Regions from separate parts of the Homo sapiens genome. Here region 2 is linked to region 1. The links are chromatin loops, found by intact Hi-C in ENCODE. Cell type or tissue: endothelial cell of umbilical vein. All regions are shown on one strand. Each heading gives the region's core, and the rest is flanking DNA. Links, peaks and the distances in the headings are about the cores only. Region 1 overlaps PRTFDC1 (phosphoribosyl transferase domain containing 1). Region 2 overlaps PRTFDC1 (phosphoribosyl transferase domain containing 1).

Region 1 (10,777 bases), core at 1,413-9,412:
CAGGTTGGTCTTAAACTCCTGGCCTCAAGTGATTATCCCACCTCAGCTTCCCAAAGACAGGCGTGAGCCACCCCAACCCCCACCCCCATCAACAAGGAATACACTTTCTCTGGTTTATGTGGCTGTTCTCTACAGCAAATAAAAACTCGCAAGTCTCTTGCATCTTTCCCCCCACACCCCCGAGGTGAGTTCACAGGAATCTCCCATCTTTAAAAAGCCTTCTGGCTATGATTGTATATGTCTTCTTCTCTTCACAGCCAGGCTTCTTGAGTGACCTTCACACCTTCCTCACTCACAGCTTACTTTCTACTCAACCCTCACTAGGCTCTGGACACAAAGAAGGTCACAGTAACATTAGTTCAGGCTTCTTTCTCCCTCTTGGGCAGTGTAGGGCTTCAGTGCCCCACCCTATCTTAAAAAGCCACTCCCTCCTGGCTGAGAAATTGCAAAAACCTATCTCTTCTGAGAGGACTAGAAAGAGACTCTCTTTTTAGGAAAAGGCACCTCTTCCTCAGGGCTGATGCAGTCGTGAGCCAGGGTCCACGGGTTGGCAAGTGAAGTGTGGGCTCTCCTTGGTTTGATGTCTTTGTGAGGGCACCAGCAGTGCGGGCTGCACAACCTGATGCTGTAGCTGGGTTCCTGGGGTGCTCTGAGCTTTCTGGAACTTGTCCATCAACATTCCTCTCATGTGGGCTCTGGTCTCCTTGCGGATGTCTGTGGCTCATGACGCTTCTGGAGGGTGGCATCTTGGGAAGCGCCCATTCCAGTCCACAGTGCTTCCCAAATTGCAGAGCCCTTGGGGTGCTAGCACGGAGCTACTTTCCTGCTTCTTCCCACCCCAAAGCTTCCCCGTGCTCCTCAATGAAATGTGAAGAACAGCTGGCCTGTCAGCTCCACTATGCAGCACAAAGATAACCATGAATGCAGCTCTTTAGGCTGGTGTCTTAGTCTTCCTCTTTGCACCGGGCTCAGAAGCCATCATGGGTGTATGACTGGCCAAGAAATAATGCAGCCCTCTCCATGCACACCCTCTTCCTATTTCTGCACACCTCCCCTCAGCAGCGTGCAAAGGCCCCTCTTGAGATCCCCTTCTTCCCTTCCTGAAACTGGCTTGTTGTTAGCTCTCAATTGTCATCTTGGGATCCAAAGGAGCTTCACGATTGCAAAGTCAGTAAAACTCCCAAATGCTAAGTTTGCCCAAATTAGTCAGATAACTGGGTGGAGAGCGTGGTTTGGGGTTTCAACTTCCTAGAACACACTACCTCTATGACAAAAGGGAGGGCATATTTCCATGACACCCGGTCTCTGGATGTGGAATAGCCTGCTTTTTCTCTCCATTGGGAAGACACAAGTTGATTTCACAGAAGGCTGAGCAAATGCCTGACTGTGCTCTGAAAGGCTGTTTTCACAGTCTCAGAAGGCCTGAAACATGGCAAGCCATCTTATACGCAAAGATTAAACAAGGTATGTCGGGATTTGACTATTTGCCATTTACATCTAGGGGGTCCGTGGGTCAAAAATGAGTACATTCCAGTCCCTGTAAGAAAGGACCAATTTATAATGAGGGGTTCTAATTTGTTTGGAAAATCCCAAAATATTACTAATTATGTTGATTATAACTGATTCCAAACTTCCCAGTGAAATACACACACACGCGCGCACACGCACACACACACACATACACACACGCACACGCACACACACATACACACACACACACATACACATTTTCCCCCTTACAAATCAGCTTTGGAACACTAAATTAATAATGGATTTGTTATTAATCAAGTAATAAGTTTTGCATTTTTGGTTTAGAGTGAATAAACTCAGTGATATTAACTAGACATGAGTTTTGCAAGAGAAAAGGAAATACTATTTTTCCCAAGATGACTTTCTTGGCTATCACTGTCAAAATATTGTCTGGTAGGAAAAAACTGCAAGCATGATTAAACTTCTTGCATATTTAGTGAATTTTCAGCATTAACTATACAAGTCCTCACAATCTTGTGAGGTAGATCAATCTCCTTTCTAATTTGAATAAACAGACTGTCCTCAGAAAGGATACTGATGCTTACTAAAATTCAACGTTTTTAAGAAAACATTTTCATATTGCATACTTATGGATAATTTTACACTTAAAACCAAATGTGTGCCTGGATTTTTCTAGGTCCTCTGACATAAACATGGCATTGTGAAAAAAAAGCTATATTCAGAGTGTTAATTTTGGTATTTCAAGAAATTCGTCAGTCAGACACAATTATAAATCTAAGCTTGGGTACCAATGCTTCTGTGAAACAAAGCTAGAAGAGATTCCTTTTGCAGACTTATCCCTTGGGATATTTGGGTGTGGCTTGTTTTCTTCTCTGACCGAAACAAAGATATGCAGGAAAATCTTCTTTTACAACTAAAATTCCTTGTTCTCACAAACGAGCTTGAGGAAAAAAAAAAGCAGCAGATCTAGCCCAGCTTAATCATTTGCTTCTACTAGTGCATATATTGGATTTAATCCAAGTTAACAAAAATAAAGCCGCAGGATAGATACATGCAGTCGTATATTTAAGCTACTGACTCACATACATGTTAATGTCTGAAAGTATTTAAAAAATATGGAGGCGGAAGAAAAACAGTAAGAAGTGATAAAACATAACAAGTTTTCTTATTCTTTATTAGTTTAAAGGAAGCTAGAACCTAATAACAATACGCCACATACGGTTCAGAACCAAACAAAAGCTGCTTAGTTATTTATTTTGCATTTGCATTTTGTAGGAAGTGAGAAAAAAACAGCTCTATTGGGACTCAAGTTTATTTTCAATTAAAATCCCCATAAATTAGGAAATGTCTTATAAAACGGAGAAATTGGAAAAAAATGTTATTCAGAAAAAAACTTTCTTGAGTGTGCTTGTTTCCTGTAGCACCTTGGATTTTGTGATCAGTCTTTTAAAGATATTTTTTAAAAAATTCAACCTCTGTCTTCACATTTAGGACAGGGCATAACAGTGTCTTGTCCTTTCATGCAAATAAGAGGAAAAATTTATACTTGCTTAGTTTCGAGCATTGAAAGCACTCGCCCCTAATTCTGCCATTTGCTCATGTCCCACATGAATAAAAGGATACAGCTTAGAAACCAGGGCCTTGCTGCTATTGTATTTTTTTCTAATTAAAATTCAGAGTATTAAACACAGTTGAGTACATCCATGCATACATGACATACCGTCATCACATACCGGAAGCTCCAATCAAGAGCCCCGAGCAAAGCTCGTTTCATAACATCATTAAGATTCATTGTACACTGCGTTTCAGAAAGGCTTTGTCAAAGCAGATAATAATGGCCTGTCAGAAATGCACAAACAGAAATTTATATTAAATTGTCCTTTCCCTCCTTTTAAAATATGGGAATCTATTAATAGCTGCATTCCCGGTATAGGGGACTCAAGTCTTCAGTTAAAAAAAAGTCCCCAGCTTCTTAATATTGTAAGCTTATTACCAAAATAAGAGTATAAAAAGTTAAGTGAAAAATATTTGAGTAACTAGGTGGGGGTATTCCTGGGAATACTAATCAAATATAATGACTGTATCAAAACAAAGGAAGGCGGAGCTCAGGAGTGTGAAGGTAGATAGCATTGCTGAGTCACAAGGCGGAGTGTTTAATTTGGAACAAGTCAAATAAAAGCACTGCTTTCTTTTCCTTAGGAACCTTTGATACTCTTTATATTAACCTCAGAAAAGAAAGCTCTCTCATTTGAACATTTTTTTCTTTTATATCCTGCTGAGTGAAGATGCCTGGGGGGACAAACTTGACAGCTGGCTTCCCAAGTACAGGCGTAAATATGATGCTATCTGGGACTTTAGTGGTGAGAATTCATGTCTTTAGACTCGATATTTTTCTTTACCGTGCTCATTGATGACGCATATGTGCTGAAACAATAAAGGATTTAAACGCATCAGTTTCTTAACAAAATATGAGACACAGAAAAGGTGATGCAGTAATAACCGAATGCCATCCTGTAATTGGCTATTGATCATTTAAATAGAAATGTGTGTATTTATATGTGTGGGTAAAATCTAAAGAGACCCATTCAAGTGCTTGACAAAAGGTCCTTTGTGGTTTAGTTTGGAGATTCCTATTCTGAATCCGGCTCCCCAGGTCCCTAAAACCCAGAAATGCTGAGGGAGCTGTATGTTTAGCCCTGCTAGAAACAGAAGTCTCCTACTGGTAAGATGACAACTGCTTGGGTGAATGGAGAAATAACAGTGGCAAGCACAACATGGGCTCTTATTCAACCCTTTTTGGGCAACAAGCAAAGGGTTAGGAATATTTTGATTGAAAGCAACAGAAATGGGGCCAGGCTAATGTAAGCAAAAAAGGAGGATTTGGATGGGCTCAGTGGCCCCTGTCTGTAATCCCAGTACTTTGGGAGGCTGAGGTGGGAGCATGATTTGAAGCCAGGAGTTCAAGACCAGCCTGGACAGCATACGAAGACCCCATCTCTACAGCAAGTAAAAATATTAGCTAGGCATAGTGGCGTGTGCCTGTAGTCCCAGCTACTCAGGAGGCTGAGGCGGGAGGATCGCTTGAGCCTGGGAGTTCAAGGCTGCAGTGAGCTATGATTGCGTCACTGCACTCTAGCCTAGGTGAGACTGTGGAGTGAGACCCTGTGTCTTTAAAGAGGGGGGAGGGGGAATTTATTGGTGGAATACTGGGGTAGCTCTCAGAATCCAAGGATGAGCTGGGCAATGAAGCAACTAGAAGGCAGGAACAAGGGCAGCTCCAGAGACTTTCACCCATGGTGCTATGGATACTCTCTGGGGGCACTGCTATCCTAGTGGTTGAAGTCTGAACACACTCAGTCTCTGTGACTTTTGGTTTAAATTTCTAATTCCCAGGACAGAGAGACTGATTGGTCCACTATGGGTAAGTTGTCTACCTCTAGATCATGCAGTGTTGGTCAGGGTCACACAGCTGGGGTCCACACTGGGGGTCCACGTCTGTGTGGTGAGATCATTTCCCCCAAAGAGGGAAGAGTTATGAGCTGCATGCCACTGTAATTGAAACCTGCTAGAGTTCAAGCACTGACACAAACCAGTGTATAGAATATTGGCTATTGTTATGGTTGGTTGGGCACAGTCAATGACTATGGAGAAGAATCAGTGTCAAACCATAGTTCTGCTTTTAGCTTCCTATTTCTTTAGTACAAAATAGAGATAATCATAATTTGCCTCTATCATCCTGATACCTACCCTGCAGAATAGTAGTGGGAGTTAATTGGGAGTATGGATGCAATGTGCTCACCATACTCCTGACATAGAAGATACTCAATCAATAGCAGACATCACTAACACGCATTCAATACTTTTTTAAATTGTTAAGTTCTTATAAAAAGGGCGGTTAGGGATTTGCATGCAAGACTTACATTCAGATCTCTGAAGTATTCATTGTAATCTAAGGCATATCCCACCACAAATAAGTTTGGAATCTCAAATCCAGCATCTTAGCAGACAGAGAAAGAGAAAAAAAAAAAGGAACAAAATTTAGATTATATAAATGCAAGTCACCATATGCTGCTGTCGCCACTCAAACTTGAGGACCTTTCATTGAGGCAGGAGGGAGTGAGAAATGGTGAGAAATGCACACGATGAGCCCAAGAGGGACCTGGACCCGAAGGACTACTCGGGAGGAAGGAGGCAAGGCAAACAAGCCAACCTACAATGAAGAATGACTGATCTAGCATACAGAGTTGAGAAAGGGCTCAGGAAGCCTGGTGCATAACAAGAAATATGCATAATTGAGTCACGTGGCCCTGGTGTTCTAAAGCAAGCAGTATGCAGTGATACGATGCCAAAGGAAACACTCTCAACAACACAAAGGAAAGTTCAAGCAGAAGGCGTTACGACGCTGCATTATGTGAACAGGTGCGCGGGCCACAGCAACTAGAAAGCAATTCTCCCGCTGTACTCAGTGTCTTGGCTGTTTAAAGGGCTGGAAAGCAAAAGCCAGGACACAAGATGAAAGGCAACGGGATTGTTCAACTTGAGGAAGAGAATGTGGAGGTTGCATTAATGCTGGTCTTTGGGTTCATGATGCAGAGGATATTAATGAGCTCCCTACTGAGGGCAGAATGAGAGGAAATGGATTTAAGCACAGTGCAAGGTACTTATGAAAAGCAAAAGAAGATTCATTGAAAAGATGATGATTTTTTGTCAGAAAGGATTCTTTTTTTTTTTCTGAGACCGAGTCTCGCGATCTTGGCTTACTGCAGCCTCCACCACCAGGGTTCAAGCCATTCTCCTGCCTCAGTTTCCCGAGTAGCTGGGAAGACAGACGTGTGCCACCATGCCAGGCTAATTTTTGTAGTTTTAGTAGAGATGGGGTTTCACCATGTTGGCCAGGCCAGTCTCGAACTCTTGACCTCAAGTGATCCATCCGCCTCAGTCTCCCAAAGTGCTGGGATTACAGGCATGGGCCACTGAACCTGGCTATTTTTTGAGAAAGGATCTCACTCTGTTGTCCAGGCGTGTGATCATGGCTCACGGCAGCCTCTACCTCCACAGGCTCAGGAGATCCTCTCACCTCAGCCTCCTGAGTAGCTGGGACTACAGGCATGCAAAACTACGCCTGGCTAATACTTATTGGAGAGAATTCTTAAGGAACAGACAATAGCTCTCCTTCTTCAGAAGTCTTGAAACAGAATAAAGGTGCACTGGTCCAGTGATTTTCAAACTTGTTTCAGTGTTTTGGAATCTTACAGGTTTGTTTATTACAGTATTATAGATGAGAGATTTATTTGCTTACTTTTAATGGAAGTGTACTTGGGTACAGCCAGTGGGCTTATAGCCTGGGCAAAGTCATCTCCACAGTGACTATGACCAACGATGCTTTCACAAGAAGAAAACGACTGGTTCATGCTCATAGAAAGTACTGGAGGTACTTATTTTCTAGGGGGTTACATTATGGAGTCCCTTGCTAGGAAAATAAGTACTAGAGGTGAGGGACTTATTTTCTAGGGGGTTGCATTATGGAGTCCCTTGCTAGGAAGCCTGCTTGATTCCTCCAAACTGCAGAGTTTCTTGAAAAAAAGAGTAAGAGAGGAGAAGCAAGAGCAGAAGAGGTCAGAAGTTACATTGAGGAGAAAAGAAAGAATCAATCAGGAGAAAGGAACGCAAAGTACAAAGCCTCATAAATCCAGAGAGAAAGAAGGAACAGAGATTCTGAGCTAGCTAAAAGAATATGAAGCCGGGTGCGCACCTGCAGTCCCAGCTATTCAAGAGGCTGAGGCAGGAAGATCATTCGAGGCCAGGAGTTTGAGACCAGCCTAGGCAACAAAGTGAGATCCCATCTCAAAAAGAAAAAAAAAAGGTAAGGTGCAGTGGCTCACGCCTGTAATCCCAGCACTTTGAGAGGCTTAGGTGGGTGGATCACCTGAGGTCAGGAGTCCAAGACCAGCCTGGCCAACATGGTGAAACCCCATCTCTACTAAAAATACAAAAATTAGCCAGGTGTGGTGGTACCTGTAGTCCCAGCTACTTGGGAGGCTGAGGCAGGAGAATCACTTGAACCTGGGAGGCAGAAGTTGCAGTGAGCCAAGATCACGCCACTGCACTGGGCGACAGAGTCAGATTCCGTCTCAAATAATAATAATAATAATATGAGCAAATCCCAAGAAACCCTGTTTGTAACCAGGGTTATAATAATGACTTTATAGGGAGCAATGCAATCCTTCCATTAGGCAGGGCAACTCACACTGGGAAAATGAGAGCCCAAAGCCTATTTAGAAGGCCAAAACTTGAGATGTCATAGAATAAAAGGATGATGGATCAGCAGGACAATCATGAATCAGAGTGACCTATCCTTAGCTGGTAAATGCAGGCAGCTCCTACACTTACATTTGCAATAGCAGATGTTACTTGCAGATGTAGTGGAAGAGTCAGGGCAGTGACTGAAACCAGATTGCCTGGGCTTAATATTGGCCTGACACTCATGGCTACATGACTTTGGCAAGCTATTTAAGCTTGCTGTGCTCAATTTCCTCATCTGTAAAATAGGTACAACAACAGCTCCTACCTTTAGAGAGCTATTGTGTGGATGAAATGAGCTAATCTCTGTATAGCTCTTAGAATAGTGCATGGCACATCACGACCTCTTCCTAGTGTTAGCTGCTATTATTTTATTGCTGTTATTATAAGTGATATAAGAAATTTGTCATTGAAGTGAATGTTTTTCAACTTCAGTTAAAATCTTATTTATACACTGAGTATCCTGTACTATTTCCTTAGACAATTTCTGCTTAGTAACCGCATGCAACCTTGACTACATCCAGATTATACCTTTGATAATAGTAATAGATGAGAACATGCGATTGGGTCTCTCTGCCCAGAACTGACATGGTCCAGAGTTAACACATCCAGCACAGGCATGAAACTTGTTTTCAGAATGTAGAGTCACTGGCTAAATGTCGCTGGCATGTCACCCATCCATACTGCACTTCTCTTTCGCTAATGTTTGTTCAGCTTGCTGAAGAGAACTGTAGCCAAATTATCCCAGGAGCTTTGGAGCAAATGTAAGTTATAAAAATCAAGCTGAAGTCTGCCTATGCAAGTGAAAAAAAATCGCCTCTAGTGTTAGAATAATAAATAATTAGGCTGCGTGTTTATCCTTCTTGGTGTTAGAACTAGGCTTATTATGGGGAGAAGGGAGGAGAGTGTCCTAGATGAGGAAGCCCTAGAGAACACACATCTGAAGTCAAGTGTGAAGATGGTATCTAGAGATACCTGCTCTGCTAATTCTCTGTGTTACGGAGCTTTGGTTTGGAGGTGAAGGGGAGCTGTCTTAGATTTCCCCTTCTGTGCGTTACAATTCAGGCTTGCTAAAGGTCACCATTGTGCGTTGTCTGGTAATAGTTCCGGATGATGGCATAAGAATCCCTCTAAACCTCCATAGCACCTCTCCTTGTCTGACTGGTGAGAATAGAGGCCAAGGCGGGGATCCTATGTGTCTGAGTCAGTCCAGCGGGATCAGGTCTTCCTCTACTCCCTGAAACTTTTCAGCTGACTTCTCTGTAGTTAAGGTGCTGTGTGAAACATACAAATAAAAATACCCAATGCACGGAACAGAGTTCCTGTGAAAGATGCAAATTAGAACATTGAAGACCCTCATTTTGAAGGGTTCTGTTTTCCCTATCAAGGTGGGGGAGATCATGAGGAATCCGTGGGACTATCAGCCCTACACAGTTTCAAATCCACATGCAATGCTGTCAAATAGGAAACCAAAGATTCTTAAACATAAAATGAAACACCATAAGCACAAAACAAACAAACAAACAAACAAAAAACTGAAAAACACTTACAGTCAGGTCTAAAGCCGTCACTTCTGGATGTTCTCTTCACCAACAAACTACCATTAAAAAAGACATGCTTTAGTGAACCCAATCAAATCTCTATGAATTGTAAATAGAATCAAGCATCATTAAAAGATGTACTTGAAATACATATTTTGCTACTGTGGCACTATATAGATGGTTCTGGATAAAAAGAAGACAGCAGGTCAGGCACAGTGCTTACATCTGTAATCCCAGTGCTTTGGGAGGACAAGGTGGGAGGATCACTTGAGCCCAGAGTTCAAGACCAGTCTGGGCAACATAGCGAGACCCCTGTCTCTACAAAAAATTAAAAAATTTAGCTGGGTGTGGTGGCACCTGCCTGTAGTCCCAGCTACTTGGGAGGCTGAGGTGGGAGGATTGTTGTAGCCCAGGAGTTGAAGGCTGCAGTGAGCCTTGATTGCACTATTGCACTCCAGCCTAGGTGACAGAAAGAGACCCTGTCTCAAAAAGCAGATAAAATATAAAAAAACTTTTTAAAAAGGTAGCTGTCAGCCAGGCACAGTAGCTCATGCTTGTAATTCCAGCACTTTGGGAGGCCAAATCACTTGAGCTCATAAGTTTGAGACCAGCCTGGCCAACATGGTGAAAACCCATCTTTACTAAAAATACAAAAATTGGCTGGGCATGGTGGTACGTGTCTGCAGTCTCAGCTACATGGGAGTCTGAAGCAAGAGAATTGCTCGAACCCGGGAGGGTGAAGTTGCAGTGAGCTGAGATTGTACCACTGCACTCCAGCCTGGGTGACAGAGCAAGACTCCGTCTCAAAAAAAAAAAAAAAAAAAAAAAAAAAAGGTAGCTGTCCTAGCTACTCAGGAGGCTGAGGTGGGAGGATCACTTGAGCCCAGAAGTTTGAGGCTGCAGTGAGTTATGATCACACTACTGCCCTCCAGCTTGGGCTGGGCGACAGAGCAAGACCCTGTCTCATATTAAAGAATAAAAAAGAAAAAAAAAAAGGGCCGGGTGCAGTGGCTCGTGCCTGTAATCCTAGCACTTTGGGAGGCTGAGGCAGGCAGATCACTTGAGGTCAGGAGTTCCAGACCAGCCTGGCCAACATGGTGAAACCCCATCTCTGCTAAAAATACAAAAAATTAGCTGGGTGCAGTGGCAGGCGCCTGTAGTCCCAGCTACTCGGGAAGCTGAGGCATCAGAATTGTTTGAACCCAGGGGGTGGAGGTTGCAGTGAGCCGAGATTGTGCTACTGCACTCCAGCCCAGCCTGGGCAACAGAGCAAGACTCTGTCTCAAAACAAACAAACAAAGAACAAAAAAAATGAAGGGAGCGGAGCAATTGCACGGGGGCTCATCCAGCTGCTCCTGGAAACAGCTAATGGAGGCACAGTAAAGAGGAACTCAGAAACACGGCAAAGCACGTCTTCTTCCCTTACTTCTCTCAGGCTAGCAGTC
Region 2 (10,777 bases), core at 1,207-9,206, 52 kb after region 1:
TCTCAAAAGCTTTCAAAGTGCATGTGGTCTTAGCAGCAAGTCTAATGGGACAGTCAGAGAGGTGCACAATATTTTATGAATAAGGATGTTTATCACAGCATTATTTATGGTGCAGGGCGTCTTTAAAGAATCTAAGTGTCCTATAATAGAGGAAGACTTGAAAAGTATGTAAAGGTGTGCATATCACGGGATGCTTACCAGCCATTAACAGTGATCTTGTAAAGTACTTTTTTTTGATAAGTGTCCAATTCAGGATTTTCTCAGCTGCAAGTGACAAGAACTCCATTTGAACTAATTTAAACAGAAAGGTGACTGATGGAAAAGAAGAGCTGAGGCTGTGCGCAGTGGCTCACACCTGTAATCTCAGCACTCTGGGAGGCTGAGGTGGGCAGTTCTCTTAAAACCAGAGTTTGAGACCAGCCTGGGAAACATGGGGAAATCCCGTCTCTACAAAAAAAAAAAAAAAAAAAACACAAAAATTAGCTGGGCCTGGTGGCGCACACCTGGAGTGTCAGCTACTCGGGAGGCTGAGATGGGAGAATCAATTGAGCCTGGGAGGTCGAGGCTGCAGTGAGCCATGATTGTGCCACTGTACTCCGGCCCGGGTGACAGAATGAGACCCTGTCTCAAAAAAAAAAAAAAAAAAGGAATGAAGAGTTGGACCAGCAGGCTTAGGAAGGCAGTTCAAGTGACAGTGGCACTCTATAATAGAACCAGGAACACAGATGGCTTCGGGTCTCCCTCTCCTTTTCTCCTTCTTGTCTCTGCTTCTCCTCCATCTTTAGGCTCACATTCTTGCCTCATTACCCAAGAAGAAAGGATTTCCCCCTCCAAACTCCAGTGTGAAAAATTCCAAGAAAGACTTGATTGGTCTGGCTTGGATGACACATCTACCCTTGGACCAGTCATTGTGGCCAAGTATACGTGTACCACAAGGATCAGCCTAGGTGTATGAGAAATTGCTAAGAACTGAATGTTTATGTCTCCCCCAAATTCACACATTAAAATCCTCACCCCCAATATGATGCTATAAGGAGGGGGAGCCTCAGAGAGGTAATTAAGTCATGGGATTCTTTCCCTTATAAAAGAGTCCCCAGAATGCTTGTCTTTCTGGATACAAGAAGCTGGCCACATGCAACCCGGAAGCCCTCACCAGAACCCAGCCATGCCAGCACCTTAATCTTGGACTTCCAGCCTCCAGAACTGTGAGAAATAAATTTTTATTGTTTATAAGTCAACCAGTCTATGGCACTTTGTTACAGCAGCCCAAACGGACTAAAATACCTACCCTTCCATCAAGTGCTGTGACCAAGGGGCCATGTGGATCTCCTATGAGAGCAGTGGAGTGAATGGAATACCACCGTTGGGGCAACTGAGGAAATTGCTGGAACCAGGGAGCCACCCCCCAATTTGTGTCTCCCACAACATCAGTTGATAATATTATTGGTCAATGCTTTCTTTCCACAGTAGTTGGACCTCTTCTTCTTGTGAGGTTAAAGCACAACTTTGTCTTATTTTATTGCAAGTGAAGGCATTCCTTTGTGACTGTGTGGTTGGGAAATGCTCTGAGATCAACTGGATTGGGGTTATACGCTTGGAGCTCTGTATAACTATTCCCGGCTATACTGTTTGAGTGGGACCAAACAGAATGACCTGCCACCTCTGACCAACGACCGCATCCTCCACAAAACTTAGGGGGTGGGAATTGATTTTGGGAAATAACAATTTACCCATTATATGGAAATCAAGCAGAGCATTTCTAGAGCATACTGATTTTTAACTAACCAGAAAGTGGACTCTACCATGCTATCATCAGAGATGCCACATCTGACATCTGAACCATATACTTTAGAGACAAAGAAAAAATACAACATGGCTCTTTAAAAATCCAAGTTTTCAAGATAATAGAGACAGATGACAATGATGAATGATGGTCATTTTAAACATGTTCCCACAACAATAAAATGCTCTAATTCAGTTAGAGAACAGCCAACAATGTTGCGGGAAGTATTCCGAGTTGAACAATAATGCTGCTTTTGTGGATTTCTTTATTTTACAGATATGGGTATCTGTGGACTCTCATCTACTGGTATTGGGGGATTTAGGGCATTGGTGGAAAATGGATTGGAAAAGAACTCAGAAATTTTATAGAACTCACACATTTTATTTATGAAGAAAGTGGTAGATATGTGGAGACTGCTAGCTGGTGACAGTTTAAAAATCAATTTAAAAAAACTTAAGCTATTCCATCAATGGGCAGAATTCCACAGTTCTCCTAATTTACTGATGCAGCCTCTCCCTTTTGAAAAGTGGCCTACTTATTTGATACCATTTCCCACACTGTTGGATTGGGAGAACTTAAGTAACTTTGCCCCTACAGAATTTCCTCCCAAATGTAAATTCTTGAGAAAACCTAAGCCAATACTGAGCAGATGTGAGAAACGGAACATTGCCCTGGTCTTGATTCCCAGTGTCTTAGCTCTGGGTGTGTAGCTTACGCACTGTTCCATGTCTAGGCTCAAAGAGGCAGAGAAACTAACAAGCCAGGAACTCGGAAGCTCTGTGGGTGATATTTTACCCTTAGGTAACTTAGAACTTTTGCATCTGAATTTTTCCTATCAACTTTTGCAGCTCCATAAAGTTATCCTCTTATTAACAGAAAGGCAACACCTCAGATCCTTCTAGAATCTTGAGTGGAAACAGAGGGAGAAGGAATGTGTGGAATAATTTTGTGAAAGGATAACTTGCTGAAAAATATGATCTTTTTGATATACAGCTCTTTATTCTTTTAAATATTCTCATCAAAGTGATTCACTGAATGAAAAAAATTCATTGAATAAAAAACATTCTACAAACCAAATCAACAAATCTATATAATATTGTTTGCAAGCCAGTTAGTTTGGAAATTTTAGTTCCTACATTTTGTACATGTTTATATTTAGAATTAAAAAATAAATAACCTGGGTAAGTACTGTTTACAAAGACTTGGGCCGAACATTTTATATAAATAAAAATCTATGCATAAAGCTTGTACCTAAAAAGGAAGAGCTCTGTTTCCCAGGCATGACCCTACGAAAGGAGACTATTTTGTGGTAACTTGTCGCTAACAGGTGTTTGCAATTAGATTTTGAAATTTGTGGGTCTGAATATGGAACCTGAAACTGTCAAAGTACAAAGCAAGTACAACTCAGAATCATATTATAGCATCGGAAATGTGTCTAGTTTTCTCGAATTTTTCAGAATCATATGCTTCAGACATCATTACAAATCTAACAGAAAATTGTGTCTTGGTTCCTATATGTATGTGTATCACAAGCCACAATTATAATTCCTCTGTTTCTCACATGGCCAGATCATGCTCTTGTTTCTTGTTTTTTGAATGGCAGAGCAGGGTAACATCAAGTCAATAAGAAAAAAGGAACTTGCAACTATGTAAGAAAGAAACTAAGTGGGTGTTTCTTTGTTGGCAGAATGTCAGCAATTAAGGGTGAAGGAACCCAGCAGGCCTGAGAGAGTGTAATAAAAATAGAAATTATAGATGGAAAGTCTCATTTAAAGAGAAATGACCACCACCACCTCACTTACTAACATACCCTAAAATGTTTTTTATTTTAAAGGCTGAAACAGGAATGTAATCCCAGCACTTTGGGAGGCCAAAGCGAGAGAATTGCTTGAGTCCAGCAGTGTGAAACCAGCCTGGGCAACATAGCAAGACTCTGTCTCTACAGAAAGTTAAAAAAAAAATTGGCCAGGCATAGTGGTACATGTCTGTAGTCCCAGCTACTCAGGAGGCTGAGGCGAAAGGATCGCTTGAGCCTGGTAGGAGGAGGCTGCAGTGAGCTGTGATTTCGCCACTGCACTCCATCCTGGGTGACAAAGAAAGACCCAGTCTCAAATAAGTAAGTAAATAGATAAATAGAGGCTGAAACAAAGCGACTTCATTTCTAATCTTTCACATGATTTTATACTAGTCATGCAGAGAATCTCTTACTGTTGTGTTGGCTCACTCTGCATTTGCAGTGAATTTCTCTTCCAGAACATGCATGAACAGCCAACTCCCCAACCACAGATGGTCTAAATGCACGGTGACTGCCACAGGTATCCACCCACAAGGGCCAAAGCCCCTTGCTGCAATTCCTGCACCCTTTATCTAAGGCGTGGTTGGTTGTTAGGAGGTGGTGGAGAACAGAGTGAAGGGGTGTGTCCTGGTGACGATCCCTGCACAGCTGCAGTGGTTACTGGCAGTGAAAACTGCTGCAGCAAAGGGAGGGAAAGAAGGAAACTGATGGCTCATAGCAATCAATGGATTACTCATCAAAGCTGCCTCATTGCTGGATGGAGGAGGGAGGTGATTATCCAGGATTTTTTTTTTTTCTCCTTAATCTTCCAACTGCTCTTTTGCAAAGCAGCAATCCACATTCTAGTTAGGCATTAATCTCTGCCTGGTTAGTTTGGCCAACTCATAGAGCTGTGGACGGATGCCAATGACTCACTATTACAGGGCCCCACTTTATTTTTATCTGCTCCAGGGCCACAGACTGTAACCTTCAGTACAGTTGATCATCTTGAAAAGGTGCATGTCATTGGAACCTTGAGCAGGAATGAATTCTAGGAAATGTGTAGTTCAGGCCTTTTGCAAAGGAAAGACCCAGTCAACTTCTGTCCAAGATCTGGTGGTTTGGTGGAGTACATCAGAACCAAGACTAGAATCTCCTCCTCATAAATTCCATTGCAGTGCAAACTGTCTTAGGAAAGGCGATTTTTCTAGGTGCTCCAGAGAAAGTTGACTTTTATATTTTTCTTCAAACTTAGAGCAAAGAGAATGACAAATTCAGAGAACTGTCTTTTCTCATCACCCAGTGACAAGGTAACAAGAAGGAAAGTAAAATGGACTCTAACAAGATTACAGTTAGATTTCCTTCTTCCTCATTGCCTTGATACTCTGACATAATTATTGGTTTGGATATTTATTCATTTATTCTTTTGTCAAATATCTGCTGATTTTAAGAAGGTCGTGAAAGACTGAGTTAGATTATTTGGCTCAAGTTTTCTCCTGTGAATTTAATAAGAAAATATAGGGGCCAGATGCAGTGGCTCATGCCTGTAATCCCAGCACTTTGGGAGGCCAAGGCGGGTGGATCACCTGAGGTCACGAGTTCGAGACTAGCCTGGCCAACATAGTGAAACCCCATCTCTACTAAAGATACAAAAAATTAGCTGGGTGTGGTGGCAGGCACCTGTAATCCCAGCTATTCAGGAGGCTGAGACAGGAGAATCACTTGAACCTGGGAGGCAGAGGTTGCAGTGAGCTGAGATCGTGCCTGAGATCGTGAGCGCTCCAGCCTGGGTGACAGGAGTGAAACTGCATCTCAAGAAAAAAAGTAAGAAAAAAGAAAATATAGGGATTGTTGTGAGAAAACATGTTTGCACCTTTTACTAAGGTGCATTTACTAAGTAAATTATTTATTAGGCATCCCCTATAAAGTGAAGACTAATAAAGCCAACGATTGGTAATGTTCTATTTGTTAACTGGTAATGATTATACACAAGGTTGTTCGCTTGGTGGAAAATTCATTAAGCTGAACATTCATGATGTGGACACTTTTCTGAATGTATATTGCACTTCAATTCAAAGTTTTTAAAAGGTGCCAAGTATAGGAAGAAATTAATAGGCACAGCCCTAGTTCCTAAGAAGCTTCTATTTTAATACAATCATCCTACACTATTTATGGAAAACGAAGTCCCAGAGAGTACTGAAGTCTAGAGAGGTCTCACAGCTGGCTTGGGCAGAGCCAGGAGTAGGAGCTGGTCTTCTGGTTTGATATTCTCTTCATTTTGTGTATCCACTCCTTCTCAGGATGAAGTTGTATTCTTTTTTTTTTTTTTGAGACAGGGTCTTGCTCTGTCATCTAGGCTGTAGTGCAGTGCTCCTGGGCTCCAGTGATCTTCTCTTCAGCCTCCCAAGTAGCTGGGACTACAAGCGAACACAACCACACACCCAGCTAATTTATTATTATTATTATTATTATTAATTTATAGGGCTGGGTCTTGCTAACCTCCCCAGGCTGGTCTCAAACTTCTGGGCTCAAGTGATTCTCCTGCCTCAGCCTCGCAAAGGGCTGGGATTACAGCTGTGAGCTACTGCACCGAGCTGGAGTTCTATTCTAAGAACTGTATTTGAAGAGGGTCACTGAGAAAAAAAGTATCACTTTATTCCTTCTTGGCCTTGTTCTATTCTTTCTAAACTGTAAACTGAAAATTTTAGTCTTTCTTTGGGCTAACTAAACTGTAAAGCACTAAAATTTAACAGAGGTAGCTTGTGTGGATGAAATTTATCTGATGGGAACAAAGGGAGTTGTTTCAGTACCGGCCCTGAGTGGGCTGCACATTTATACCACTAAGATTCTCTTTCATCTAAAATGTAATACACACACACACACACACACACACACACACACAAGGAATCTCAGACTTGCAAATATTCTTATTATGAAGCTGACAAAAGCTAGTCTGTGGGAATGACCCACTTGTGAGGAGCAGGTCACATTAATGTATATCTTTATTGAGATGTCCCCCCTCAAAGACATCTGCACAATCATGCATTTCCATCAGGTGTAAAGTACGAAAGGGCTCCTGCAAGTCTTCGAGTAGGTGTGCTAGTCTTTGGGACAGCATGTCAGGGAGGCAGGCAAGTCTGCTACATGGAAGCCTGGGGACACTTCAGCCCCGTGAACTTGTCACCTTCAATGCCACCTCTTGGATCACCTGGCTCCCTGACTTAAGGTTCCAGAGCCTTCTCTTCTAGAAACACCTTAAGAATACATCTGAACTTCTAGGGATCTCTAAGAATCCTGGAAAAGAGACTAAGCCATGGTTTAGAGAGACCACTCTTATTTGTTCCTTTACCTATGCTACTGATCCTGTCCATGTGCCCCTCTTCACCAGCCTGACACCTTCTGTGGATTTCATCCCAAATTCTATCCTCCACCTTCAACCCCATTTCATATTCCCTAGTCAATCCCTTCCATAGTGTCAATTTCCACCTTATGCCAACGACTCCTCCTTTCACTTTTATCTCTTATCAAGATATCTCTACAGTACCAAGGTTCATCTTCCTAATGTCCTGCTGGAAGTCTCCACATGGGTGTGCCATGGGTCCTTCAAGTCATTATGTACAAAAGTCTATGCTAGCCAGGTGTGGTGTCACATGCCTGTAATCCCAGCACTTTGGAAGGCCGAGGTGGGTGGATCACTTGAGCGCAGGAGTTTTAAACCAGCCTGGACAACATGAAGACCCTTTGTGTCTAGAAGTACAAAAAAAAAAAAAATTAGCCAGGCACAGTGGTGTGCACCTGTAGTCCCAGCTACTTAGGAGTCAGAGGTGGGCGGATTGCTTGAGCCTGGGAGATTGAGACTACAGTGAGTCGAGACCATGCCACTGCCCTTTAGCCTGGGCAACATAGTGAAACCCTGTCTCAAGAATTTTTTTTTTTTTTTTTTTTTTTTTTAGACAGTCTCACTCTGTCGCCAGGATGGAGTGCAGTGACACGATCTCGGCTCACTGCAACCTCCGACTCCCTGGTTCAAGCAATTCTTCTGCCTCAGTCTCCCGAGTAGCTGGGATTGCAGGCACGTGCCACCACTTCCAGCTAATTTTTGTATTTTTAGTAGAGACAGGGTTTTGCCATGTTGGCCAAAAGGTCTCCTGACCTTTTGATCCACCTGCCTCGGCCTCCCAAAGTGTTGGGATTACAAGGGTGAGCCACCTTGCCAAGCCAAGAAATTTTTTAAAAGTGTCTTGTCTGCCATCTTTATCTTTCCTGCTGGATGGTTTCTTTCTCTTCTCTTCCTTATCTCAGTGATGGCACATTATCCATCATATGCCCAAGCTGGAAACCACAAGTCTCTTCCTTTTATCAACTGTATTCCATCAGTTATCTATTAATTTAATCACCTAGAGGAACTAGTAGTTATTGATTACTTATTTAATAATATTTTGAGGTCTCATTCATTCTTTCTAATTATTTTTTGTACCCATTTGCAATCCCCGCTCCCTCCTCTCACCACTCCCCTTCCCAGCCTCTGGTAACCATCCTTCTACTCTCTATCTCCATGAGTTCAATTGTTTTAATTTTTAGCTCCCACCAATAAGTGAGAACATGCAAAGTTTGTCTTTCTGTGCCTGGCTTGTTTCACTTCACAGAGTGTCCTCCAGTGCCATCCATGTTGCAAATGATAGGATGTCCAGGCTGTTCTTTGTAGATCTGGTCCTGTCACCTCCCATGCATGGCGTGCTCCTTCCATCCCAGATCAGGCTTCCTCCTGTAATCTTGGGCAACTATAGACATTGCTTTCTCAATGCTTTCTCATTGCTTTCTCTGACTCCCCATCTCCTCTTGGCTGTGTAGAGAGCCCCACTCCACGTTCCTAACTCAGCTGAAAAAGCCTCTGCCTCTGTCTCCATGCTTTGTGCTTGTGCTTCACTATGGTTCTGATCACACTGCAAGCGCCAGCTACTCTCTGAGGTCAAGATACCCCTGGACCCCCAGCTTACGAGGACTCTGATATATGGAATATGAAGAAATAGTAAGAATTACAAAAACATGGTGTCATTTGAATGCTTACATCACACACACCCACACACACACAGTCCCAGACACAGAGGGAGTATGCTGATATATGAACAAATGACTTGTATGAATGAATGAATGGATGTGCCTTACCATGTGGAACAAAGAGCACTCCCTTGAAAAATGGACAGAATGTAGATCACACAAAAGCTGTCTTTAATTGCTTGATATCTGTGGCATTTCTGCTAAGGGACCAGTTAACTGGAACGTTTTTACTTATCAAGGAAATAAAAAGGAGATTGCTATAAGACCTCATTTCACAGGAGCAACTGTGGCCACGAAGCCCATGTGTAGGTTTTCCTCACCTGCTCTCGAGAGCTGGCTTGAGGGCTCTGAGCTACCTGCTCCCGTGTGAGCATCACAATCTTTGGTTCTAAAAGGCACAGGGCCAAAGAGGGGAGAAATGGACAAGCTGTCAGGAGGCTGTGGCACTGTTATTGGCTTTACTGTTAGTTCGTCTTTCTTTATATGTTTGGAATATAGGCATATCATTATATACATTTAGCATATAAAGCAACTTATGTTTTACTTTCCTGAATATAAAAGTCATATGAACACGTTACAGAAAAATGAGATAGTATAGATAAGTATAAAAATGGGGCCAGGTGCGGTGGCTCACACCTGTAATCCTAGCAATTTAGGAAGCTGTGGCTAGAGATTCGCTTGAGCCCAGGAGTCAGACACTGCACTGAGCTATGATCGCACCTCTGCACTCCAACTTGGGCAAGGGAGCTAGACCCTGTCTCTAAAAAAAAAATGAAGTAAAAATGGAAAATTACTCAGGAAATGAGGACTAACAGTGACTTGTATGAATTAGAATTTCTGTAGAATAAAAGTATTCACCTTAGGCTGGGTGTGGTGGCTCATGCCTGTAATCCCAGCACTTTCGGAGGCTGAGGCGGGTGGATCACTTGAGGTCAGGAGTTCGAGACCAGCATGGTCAACATGGTGAAACCCCATCTCTACTAAAAAATATAAAAATTAGCTGGGTGTGGTGGCGCACGCCTGTAGTCCCCATTACTCGGGAGGCTGAGGTGGGAGAATCACTTGAACCCGGGAGATGGAGGTTGCAGTAAGCTGAGATCACGCCACTGCATTCTGGCCTGGGCAACAGAGTGAGACTCTGTCTCAAAAAAATAAAAATCAAAATCAAGTATTCATCTTAAATCACTTCAAGGCAAATTCCTCAGAAAACATCTGTGGAAATAGCAACATAATCGTTTTTGGCATTTGTACACTTCATTTGAGTTCTGAATATCCTGGGTAGCTTCACTAACACTATTAAAGAAGTTACATTCTTTTAAATGTAATGTGTTATACATTTATTGTTAGAATAAAAAAATTGGAATAATTGTTTTCTTTCTTTTACTTTCTGTCCTTTTTTATTTTAAAACTACAAGTTCATTTCAAAGTGAAGTATTCTAACTCATATAAATAGAGAACACAGAATAAAAGACTATTTCATTCTAGGGCTAGGCAACAAAATGGCATGACCTTTGTCCTAAGAGTTTGATTTTCAGTAAAATTTCTTTATAAAGTTTTCTAGCAACCAAGTGTTTGGAACATTAAAATGTGGGAAAATTTTACTTGAGGGCAACACTGCTTTCTAGGATATGGTCCAAGACATTTAAAATGAATGTTGAATAAGGCCTTTTATAGTAAGTTTCACTGAGTACTGCGAGATCCACACCAAAGTCCCCCAGGGCCTGGGGCTACATCATACTCTCGTATCCCCACCACTGCAGCAGATACATTTTTGTTGCGTTGCGTTGCGTTGAATTGAACATGTCATGCCCTCTGTCTTTTACGGAATAAAGAACTAGAAGACTACCACATTGTATTTCAAGGCAATATTTTTATCCAGCATGTTTCTTTACATATTTTGATATTTTTCATAACCTCAAGCAAGAAGAAATACATCATCCAGCAGACACAGTGTCCAGTTTCTTCATGAAGACTGTGGGCACAGCCAGGGCTTGAAGACAGTGAGCCCTAGAATGGTCCAGGTGCTACTGTACACCTCACTGGATCTCAGACCTAATTCTGCTCTGATCTTGGTAACTGAAACCGGATGTGGAAACAGGGAATGAGCACTTGGAGGTAACCTCTCCAGAGGGTATTTGGAGATTCTTGCAGGGGAGCACAGC

What was found. A loop is a pair of places that touch in the nucleus more often than their neighbours do. Peaks named below come from ENCODE experiments on the same cell type or tissue, not always from the same donor. Only the 100,000 strongest peaks of a DNase experiment are listed, where the experiment ranks them.
Region 2: it touches region 1 in a loop (3.0-fold over the local background); 5 of 110 quality-filtered maps call a loop at or near these places.

What each region holds. Positions count from the first base shown.
Region 1 is chr10:24,845,977-24,856,753 of GRCh38, forward strand. PRTFDC1 (phosphoribosyl transferase domain containing 1) reads right to left here. Exons shown (of 9, transcript NM_020200.7): 7 at 9,342-9,388; 8 at 5,412-5,488; 9 at 2,638-3,915. The coding sequence ends at 3,868. Among named protein-coding and RNA genes, the nearest start is that of PRTFDC1, 100 kb to the right of the region's middle. In endothelial cell of umbilical vein, for the core only: no CTCF peak of the experiment used is centred there; DNase peaks (open chromatin) are centred at 3,725, 5,815 and 8,485; H3K27ac peaks cover 2,202 bases.
Region 2 is chr10:24,897,836-24,908,612 of GRCh38, forward strand. All of the region lies in intron 3 of PRTFDC1 (phosphoribosyl transferase domain containing 1), which reads right to left. It also overlaps the pseudogene RN7SKP241. Among named protein-coding and RNA genes, the nearest start is that of PRTFDC1, 49 kb to the right of the region's middle. In endothelial cell of umbilical vein, for the core only: no CTCF peak of the experiment used is centred there; a DNase peak (open chromatin) is centred at 4,366.